Regions from separate parts of the Homo sapiens genome. Here region 1 is linked to region 2. A link is a contact called in ENCODE Hi-C or POLR2A ChIA-PET data. All regions are on one chromosome and are shown on one strand. Each heading gives the region's core, a stretch centred on a gene start or an enhancer-like site at or near the end of the contact. The rest is flanking DNA. Distances are from core to core; before and after follow the strand shown. Region 1 has its middle 23 kb from the start of OCLN. Region 2 has its middle 12 kb from the start of LINC02198.

Region 1 (4,734 bases), core at 1,802-4,301, 430 kb before region 2:
TTGCTGAGAACGTTGGTTTCCAGCTTCATCCATGTCCCTGCAAACAACGTGAATCATTCTTTTTTATGGCTGCATAGTATTCCATGGTGTATATGTGCCACATTTTCTTTATCCAGTCTATCATTGATGGGAATTCGGGTTGGTTCTAAGTCTTTGCTATAGTGAATAGTGCTGCAATAAACATGCATGTGCATGTGTCTTTATAGAATGATTTATAATCCTTTGGGTGTATACCCAGTAACAGGATTGCTGGGTCAAATGGTATTTCTGGTTCTAGATCCTTAAGGAATCGCCACACTATCTTCCACAATGGTTGAACTAGTTTACACTCATACCAACAGGGTGAAAGCATTCCTATTTCTCTCCACATCCTCTCCAGCATCTGTTGTTTCCTGACTTTTTAATGATTACCATTCTAACGGGTATACATGTGCCATGAGATGGTATCTTATTGTGGTTTTGATTTGCATTTCTCTAATGACCAGTGATGATGAGCTTTTTTTCATATGTTTGTTGACTGCATAAATGTCTTCTTTTGAGAGGTGTCTGTGCATATCCTTTGCCCACTTTTTGATGGGGTTCTTTGTTTTTTTCTTGTAAATTTGTTTAAGTTCCTTGTAGATTCTGGATATTAGACCTTGTCAGATGGATAGATTGCAAACATTTTCTCCCATTCTGTAGATTGCCTGTTCACTCTGATGATAGTTTCTTTTGCTGTGCAGAAGCGCTTTAGTTTGATTAGATCCCATTTCTCAATTTTGGCTTTTGTTGCAATTGTTTTTGGTGTTTTAGTCATGAACTCTTTGCCCATGCCTATGTCCTGAATGGTATTGCCTAGGTTTTCTTCTAGGGTTTTTACGGTTTTAGGTCTTATGTTTCAGTCTTTAATCCATCTTGACTTAGTTTTTGTATAAGCTATAAGGAAGGGGTATAGTTTCAGTTTTCTCCATATGGCTAGCCAGTTTTCCCAGCACCATTTATTAAATAGGGAATCCTTTTCTCATTGCTTGTTTTTGTCAGGTTTGTCAAAGATCAGATGGTTGTAGATGTGTGGTGTTATTTCTGAGACCTCTGTTCTGTTCCATTGGTCTATGTATCTGTTTTGGTACCAGTACCATGCTGTTTTGGTTACTGTAGTCTCATAGTATAATTTGAAGTCAAGTAGCAGCTGTGTAATTCTAAGCAAGACATTTAATCTGCCTTTACCACTCACAATAATGTCTCTGTGTTAGTCCATTTGCATTGCTATAAAGAAATATCAGAGACTGGGTAATTTATTTATTTTTTATCCAAAATGTGTTTATTGAGGCCAGGCACAGTGGCTCATGCCTGTAACCTCAGCACTTTAGAATGTCGAGGTGAGCAGATCACCTGAGGTCAGGAGTTCAAGATCAGCCTGGCCAACATGATGAAACCCCAAAATAAGCCGGGCATAGTGGCGCATGCCTGTAATCCCAGATACTCAGGAGGCTGAGGCAGGAGAATTGCTTGAACCTGGTAGGCGGAGGTCGCAGTGAGCCAAGCTCACACCACTGCACTGCAGCCTGGGCGACAAGAGTGAAACTCAGTCTCAAAAAAAAAAAAGTGTTTATTGAGATGATTTCCCACTCATCTTGATTCGGAGTGCTTTTTAATGCTGCTTCCTCCTGAAGGAACATCCTTCTGTAAGCCTTGCTTTTCTTTCTGTAGGCTGGCAGAGGACAGTGGAGCAGCCAACACACAAAATTTCTGTTAGTGCATGGCTAAAGACTGTGATGATTTTGTACCATCCTGGGCATTTACACCCATGAAGTAGGAATTGGGGCTCTGCATCAGGCACTGCTTCTTGTGTTTCCTCTTCCCCTATTCTGGAGAGGGATGAAGGAGATCCTTTGTGAGAGGCATGTTCTCCTGGGTAGGTCGTCACCGCTGGAAAAAGACTGGGTAATTCGCAAAGAAAAGAGGTGGCCGGCCACAGTGGCTCACGCCTGTAATCCCAGCACTTTGGGAGGCCGAGGTGGGCGGATCACCTGAGGTCAGGAGTTCAAGACCAGCCTGGCCAAAATGGTGAAACCCCATTTCTACTACAAATACAAAAATTAGCTGGGCGTGATGGCGGGCACCTGTAATCCCAGCTACTTGGGAGGCTGAGGCGGGTGAATCGCTTGAACCTGGGAGGCGGAGGTTGCAGTGAGCTGAGATTGCACCATTGCACTCCAGCCTGGGCGACAAGAGTGAAACTCCGTCTCAAAAAAAAAGGAGAGAGGAAAAAGAAGAGGTTTAATTGGCTCACCGTTCTGCAGGCTGTATAGGAAACATGGCACCAGCATCTGCTTGGCTTCTAGTGAGGCCTTAGGGAGCTTTTACTCATAGCAGAAGGCAAAACAGGAGCAGACATGTCACATGGTGAGAGTGAGTGGTGGAGGTGGAGGAGGTGCCACACTTTTTTAAACAACCAGAGCTCTCAAGAGCTCTCAGAGCGAGAACTCCCTTATTATTGTGAGGACAGCACTAACCCATTTATGAGGAATCTGCCCCCATGACCCAAACACCTCACACTAGCCCACCTCCAACAGTGGGGATCACATTTCATCATAAGATTTGGAAGAGACAAAACATCCAAACCTTATCAGTCTGTGAAAATGTTTGGAAGAATAAAGTGCTACTAGCAGTTGAGCCATTCAATATTTAAGGGCAAGCTGCTTCCATGGGCTTGGTCTTAGGAGGGAATTAAAGAATAGCTAAGGTGAAACCAACTCAATAGTCCCATAGACAGTTCTGGTCTTAAGCTTGAACCTTACATTTGTATTATCTGAGTTCCTTCCTCAGGAAAGGACCCTCAAAAGCCTCTCAAAAAGTACCTGAAGAAAAAGAACTGAAACTCACCAGATCGTTGCATCCAGACAATGAGACACCAGGCCCTTCATTCATCATGATTGCTTCCTTACCCCTCTCAAGTTGAGTTCCTGTTTTCCCATGCATAGTTACATTTCTTCCCTGCTAGATTAACCCCTAATTATAGTCAGTCAGGAGATGAATTTGAGACTAGTTCCCATGTCTTCAGCTGCAGCACCCAATTAAAGCTTTCTTCCTTGGCAATACTCATTGTCTCAGTGATTGGTTTTCTGTGCTATGAGGAGCAGGACTTAGACTGAATACCTGCTATTATGGTAACAAAAGCATGGTCTATGCTGGAGGCATCTGTGGTTTTTGCATGTCTAGCTTCTATTAGAGCACACATGCAGCTTTTCATTTATAACTCACCCTTCTTCAGCCCAGCGCAGTGGCTCATGCCTGTAATCCCAGCACTTTGGGAGGTCAAGTGGGTGCATCACGAGGTCAGGAGATCAAGACCATCCTGGCTAACACGGTGAAACCTCGTCTCTACTAAAAATACAAAAAAATTAGCCAGGCGTGGTGCCAGGCGCCTGTAGTCCCAGCTACTCTGGAGGCTGAGGCAGGAGAATGGCGTGAACCCGGGAGGCAGAGATTGCAGTGAGCCAAGATCGCACCACTGCACTCCAGCCTAGGCAACAGAGTGAGACTCCATCTCAAAAAAAAAAAAAGAAAAAGAAAAAGAAAAAAAAACCTTATCTTTCTTCCATTCCATGAGGTCCTGACGGGATTGTGTTCTGCCCACACATTAGCGGATATGAGATCCAGGCTGCCTCATCTGATGTGGTGATAGGTTCAAAGATGGACACATAACCCAAACCAAGACCTATCAGACGCTTCCAGAGACATGATAGAAAGCTGCTGGAAGAGAGCCACTTCCCTGTAACCCACTACGTGCTTATGTACTGGAGCTGACACCAGGCATCTTCCGCAGTTACACAGAGAAAGTCTAAACATGACAGCATGAGACTAAATATGCTGTGAGAAGCAGTGAAGATGAGAGAAACAGACTGAAAGGGAACCCTGAAGCCAAGTCAGCTCCTAAACTTCTCAGTTCTCTAATTCAAAAGAGTCCCTTGTATGCATAAGCTGATTTGAGTTTCTGTTATTAGAAACCAAAGCCGTTCTGACTAATACAGTTTCAGTCCTCAAATTCATATCTTATGAAATTTGATAGTTATTTACTTAATAAGAGACCATTTAAAAAATATCAGCTAATTCTGAAACATACAAGCTCAGTTTAAGCATCTTATGATGACCTCAGCACCCTAGAAGGCCTGTTTCTAGAGAACACTACTTCTGCTCTCAATAGTGGAGATGGGTGGTTAGCAATAGTTGTGTTGTACCTAAACCTGTTATTCCCACTTGTACTTGCTACTACATGTGTGTACGTATGTGTATGATTTAATTAAATATTATTTAAATGATAAAATATGATGCGGGCCAGCTGCTGTGGCTCAGGCCTATAATCCCAGTACTTGGATAGGCCAAAGTGGGTGGATCACCTGAGGTCAGCAGTTCAAAACCAGCCTGGCCAACATGGTGAAACCCCGTCTCTACCAAAAACACAAAAATTAGTCAGGCATGATCGTATGCACCTGTAAACCCAGCTACTCAGGAGGCTGAGGCAGGAGAATCACTTGAACCTGGGAAGTGGAGGTTGCAGTGAGCTGAGATCATGCTGTGTCCGGAATTGGTTCCTTACGGTGGATTCTTGGTCTCGCTAACTTCAAGAATGAAGCTGCAGACCCTCGTGGTGAGTGTTACAGTTCTTACACGTAGTGTGTCCGGAGTTTGTTCCTTCAGATGTTCAGATATGTCCAGAGTTTCTTCCTTCCGGTGGGCTCGTGGTCTAGCTTG
Region 2 (4,626 bases), core at 121-2,620:
TGGGGTTTGTTACTGTTTTGCATTGTGAGTATGGGCCTTTTCCCCCCCAGCTCAACTCACTAACATTTCTTGTCAGTTAGACTAGACTCAAGTATTTAAAAAAGGCAGCCTTGGCCGGTGCAATGGCTCACGTCTGTAATCCCAGCACTTTGGGAGGCTGAGGCAGGCATATCACTTGAGGTCAGGAGTTTGAGACCAGCCTGGCCAACATGCAACATGGTGAAACCCCGTCTTTAATAAAAATACAAAAATTGGCTGTGAGTGGTGGCACGTGCCTGTAATCTCAACTACTTGGGAGGCTGAGGGAGGAGAATTGCTTGAACCTGGAAGGCGGAGGTTGCAGTGAGCTGAGATCGCGCCACTGCACTCCAGCCTGGGCAACAAGAGTGAAACCTCCGTTAAAAACAAACAAACAAAAAGGCCAGTCTTGCTTTCTGGGTGGACTAATGGCATTTAGCCAAAATGAAAAAAAAAATCATTAAGTTGAAAAACCCTGCGGGACAGGTTATGCCAAGAGGGTGAATTGGACAGCTTTACAGATGCCTCATGTTAGGAAATTTTCCTGGATTTGAGTCTTCAATGTGGGAGCAGAGTTACCTGAATATATGGAGTTGATGGAGACATTCCTTGATGAGAAGCAGAAATTCCCCAGGGACCTTGTAAATCTGAAGCAGATAAAGGGAAATGAAGAAACCAAGTTTTACAACTTTGATGAGTGGCAAAATTTGTCAATAAGAGCTAGATATTAAGTAATTAGCTTTTAGGAAGCAAAGTGTATTGGACTTGGCTATGATATGAAGGAATTCATTTAATAAATCAAAACGAAAACAAAAACAACAAAAACAAAGAAGCGAAGCATGAATCTCCTAATCAGCAGAAAAGGGAGGACAGCCGGAGACAATCGTATTCCTGATCGATACTGATGTAAACTTGTGCTGGAACAGTAAGTTCTTTGTTTTGTCTTGTTTTTATTTATTATTATTTTTTAAATCAAGGGAGATAACGCTTGTAGAGCCCCACACACTCAGAGCCCTGAGATAAAGGGTACACGCAATGGAGGCAGGGCATCCGGGATGTGAAGGGGGAGTTGTTTCGCGTTTGACTTACTTTGCTGTCCGAGAACGACAAATACATTGAAGTGCCACAACTTGGATAGGAATAAGACGGAAGGACAGAGAAGGATGACAAACTAAATCACACAAAGGCTCATGCGCCACAAGAACTATGAAACCTAGGTGTTCTGAATCTCTGGGTTTAGATTTCCGATTAAAAAAAATCAAACATTCTAGCTGTTACTTGTTATTAGACACTCGGTAGGGCACAGGAGAATCAAGTAAGGGCAGCCATTTGCTGAGTCTCATCTTATACCACAGCGCCACCTATTGGACGCTGATAAAAATACATCCGGAAGTACCTAAAACCTATTGAAGTCCTGTCTACACAATTTTGTAAGTAACTATAAATTCTAGAATCATAGGATTTCAGAGTGATGGGGCTTTAAAAGTCATTGGAGTCAAGTTTGTGTCCAACATTTGAATCACTTTTATAACATATTTGATTAGTGTTTAATTCTGCTCCAACATCTTCAGTGAATGAAAACACACCCTCACTAAGCAGCTCATTCTATTAATATGAATACTTTCACACACTATTACTTTTCACTCAGTGCTTCACCACTCCTTTCTGCAGCACCCGGACAGAACCTAGTGCTAGGTCTTTCCAGGGTTCTTGGGAGTGAATTGGTTTCACTTTCATTGGAATTCTTCTTTGCAGACCCATTGACGGTAGGCTCTGCTAAATCAGTTACTATGCACTTTCTGTGTTTCAAATTATTGCTCATATCTCCTGTCTTCTATTTCTCCTCTCTCATTCTTTTTTTTTTGAGTTTTACTTTTTGTCAAAAATTAATCTATTATCATTTTGATAGGTTTGGGAGGACAGAAGAAATAAAACAAGAAAGAAATAAACCCCACCATGTTTAATTAGGGGCCTAGTCATGTTTTTCTGATTCTGTTCTTTTTTTTTTGAGACGGAGTTTCCACTCTTGTTGCCCAGGCTGGAGTGCAATGGTGCAATCTCGGCTCACCACAACCTCCGCCTCCCGGGTTCAAGCGATTCTCCTGCCTCAGCCTCCCGAGTAGCCGGGATTAAAGGCATGCGCCACCATGCCCGGCTAATTTTTTTTTTTGTATTTTTAGTAGAGACGGGGTTTCTCCATGTTGGTCAGGCGGTCTTGAACTCCCGTCCTCAGGTGATCCGCCCACCTCGGCCTCTCAAAGTGCTGGGATTACAGGTGTGAGCCACCGCGCCTGGACCTGATTCTGTTCTTATGCACGAAAAAAATGTAAGCGTAGGGCTTTACATTTATTTCAGTTAAAATTTTTATTAAGTTTGGCTTATCGTTAGAGCCTTTGGATCTTCACTCTGCCATATTAAATATATTGGCTACCTTTCCCAGCAGTCAGAGAAGTGCATTAGCAAGCCAACTGTACACTCAACTATTTACTCAATGAACAGGACAAGTCTGCAAACAGAATTCCTTTACACTAGAAACTCTGGGCTGACATTGATTCATAATTAGCACCTATCTTTGTGATCATCTGGGCCACATTCTTCTGTCTTGTTCACAAGGTAAAAGTCTCTGTCAAATGCTGAGTTCAAATGGTGAAGCTGCGTATTGACAGCTTCTTCTGATTTGTCAGTCTGGCAGAGTTTGGATAAAAACAGAAGTCCTGTTAATTCATTAGTCATGACTTTCCCTATCTGAATCTTATGCACAATTAAATACTCCCCTTTCTTCTCTCCATGTTCAAGGTGGTGTTAGACAACCTGCCTGAGAATTGCACTATTGATTCCTGCCCCAGTTTCTAGAATTCTTTGTGATAACGAACAGCAGCTCATTTTGTCACCAATCTCTTCTAGGTATAGGCTAGGATGTAGTTTGTTGGGGCCAGGAGGTTTGCACCGATGTAGAGAACCCAGATGCTTTCTTATGATTTTTCCACCAGTTTGGATTTTTAGATCTTTTATCTTAATCCTTGTTGTATTATTTTCTGGCCAGTAATCTTTCTCCTTGGCAGAAATGAAAGATAGAAAATAGGAGATAAAGTGGTATCTGCCTCTATTATCCATCTTTCACTACTCTTGTATAATTCCAGAAAGTGCTCTTTTTAAAAAATTTCTTTTTGAGATGCAGTCTCGCTCTATTGCCCAGGCTGGAGTGCAGTGGCATGATCCTGGCTCACTGCAACCTCCGCCTCTCGAGTTCAAGTGATTCTCCTGCCTCAGCCTCCTAAGTAGCATGAACCGCCATGCTGGGATAGTTTTTGTATTTTTGGTAGAGACGAGGTTTCACCATGTTGGCCAGGCTGATCTCAAACTCCTGACTTCAGGTGATCCATACGCCTCAGCCTTCCAAAGTGCTGGGATTACAGGGGTGAGCCACTGTGCCCAGAAAAGTGCTTTAAGTCACTCTTTACATTTAAAGTTTATCTGCCTTTCTTTTGTGTGGTATAGAATCTGAAGTTATTTGGCTAGGCAAGCTTGCTGGATTTCTTCAATTTGACCTTTTAGATTCATTTTCCACCTTTATCCATAATTTTCTGTTCTGGGAGGCTGTCCTGTGTGGATCACAGCAAAGGCACCTATGCCTTCTGGCTTTCCGCAGGAGATGGGAGGGAGAGAGAAAGGAGCATGGGGTCAGGGCATATATTTCCTTGGTTCCTTCCTGCGAGGTTGACACAAGTTGCTGAGTCTCTCAACAGAATGTCACTGCTCTTGTCTAGGTGGCCTGCTCTATGCCATTCTCTTTTTGGGTTCTGGCAAGCTCTCTTTTACCCTATTCCTATACAGTTCCACTGCCACTATCTCTTATGGCTCTGCTATCCCCACTCACCCCTTTGTAATTAGTCCCTCTGTAAATAAAACCTCCTCCAATTTTCCTAATTCGTGTGTGCCATCTGTTTTTGTTCCTTGAGGTGGAGAGAACTGGACTGATACAGGAAGTTTAAAACAAGTGTGAGAGAAAGTTCTTCTATTGTATCAAGTTTTTTTTGGACCACGTGATAAACTATTCTTGGATGGTCCAGTAACTGACCCTTTGTAAAATTTTTGGTGTATCAGAGTCAAAGATAGAAACTATTTTATAAATTTTTTTAGGTTAGAAAACCAAGTGGTATTTTTTCTGATATTAATGCCTATGTAACTGAATGCTATATTCCAGAAATGATTAGTGATATTTTGGTTTCCAAACTGTTGGACAAAAAACAGGTATATGAAACACAGGAATAATTTCTAGAATATATAAGGAACTCCTACAAATCAATATGGAACAGACAAAAAATAAAGCAGAAAAATGGGCAAAGGGTATAAATAGACAAGTCACAGATGGAAAATGTATATGAAAAGATGCACAACCTCATTAGTAATCTGGAAAATGCAAACTAAAACAAGATAGCACTTCATATGCATTATAAGGGCAAAAGTAAAAAAAGTCATAGAATAGTCTTTGGGGAGTGGGTACAAGTGTAAATTAATACATCCACTTTGTTTATTTATATATATTTTATATTTTTATTATTTTTAAAATTGAGATGGGATCTTGCTATGTATCCCAGGCAAGTCTCA

Evidence for each region. Hi-C counts contacts between places; a loop is a spot of excess contacts on that map. ChIA-PET counts read pairs that join two places held with the same protein, here RNA polymerase II (POLR2A). Pooled maps may share reads with other maps.
Region 1: a map with no recorded cell type shows a loop between it and region 2 (6-fold over the local background). The contact joins two enhancer-like sites. A Hi-C loop is called at or near these places in 1 of 37 single-sample maps with no recorded cell type and 2 of 50 pooled maps. POLR2A ChIA-PET finds 5 or more read pairs at or near these places in 2 of 52 experiments (H1 and activated T-cell).

What each region holds. Positions count from the first base shown.
Region 1 is chr5:69,467,033-69,471,766 of GRCh38, reverse strand. It overlaps the pseudogene RPS27P14. Among named protein-coding and RNA genes, the nearest start is that of OCLN, 23 kb to the left of the region's middle. Within about 2 kb of position 3,051, at least 2 of the 41 ENCODE cell types and tissues checked have a DNase peak (open chromatin) inside an H3K27ac peak, as active enhancers do.
Region 2 is chr5:69,039,760-69,044,385 of GRCh38, reverse strand. No RefSeq gene overlaps it. Among named protein-coding and RNA genes, the nearest start is that of LINC02198, 12 kb to the right of the region's middle. Within about 2 kb of position 1,370, at least 28 of the 41 ENCODE cell types and tissues checked have a DNase peak (open chromatin) inside an H3K27ac peak, as active enhancers do.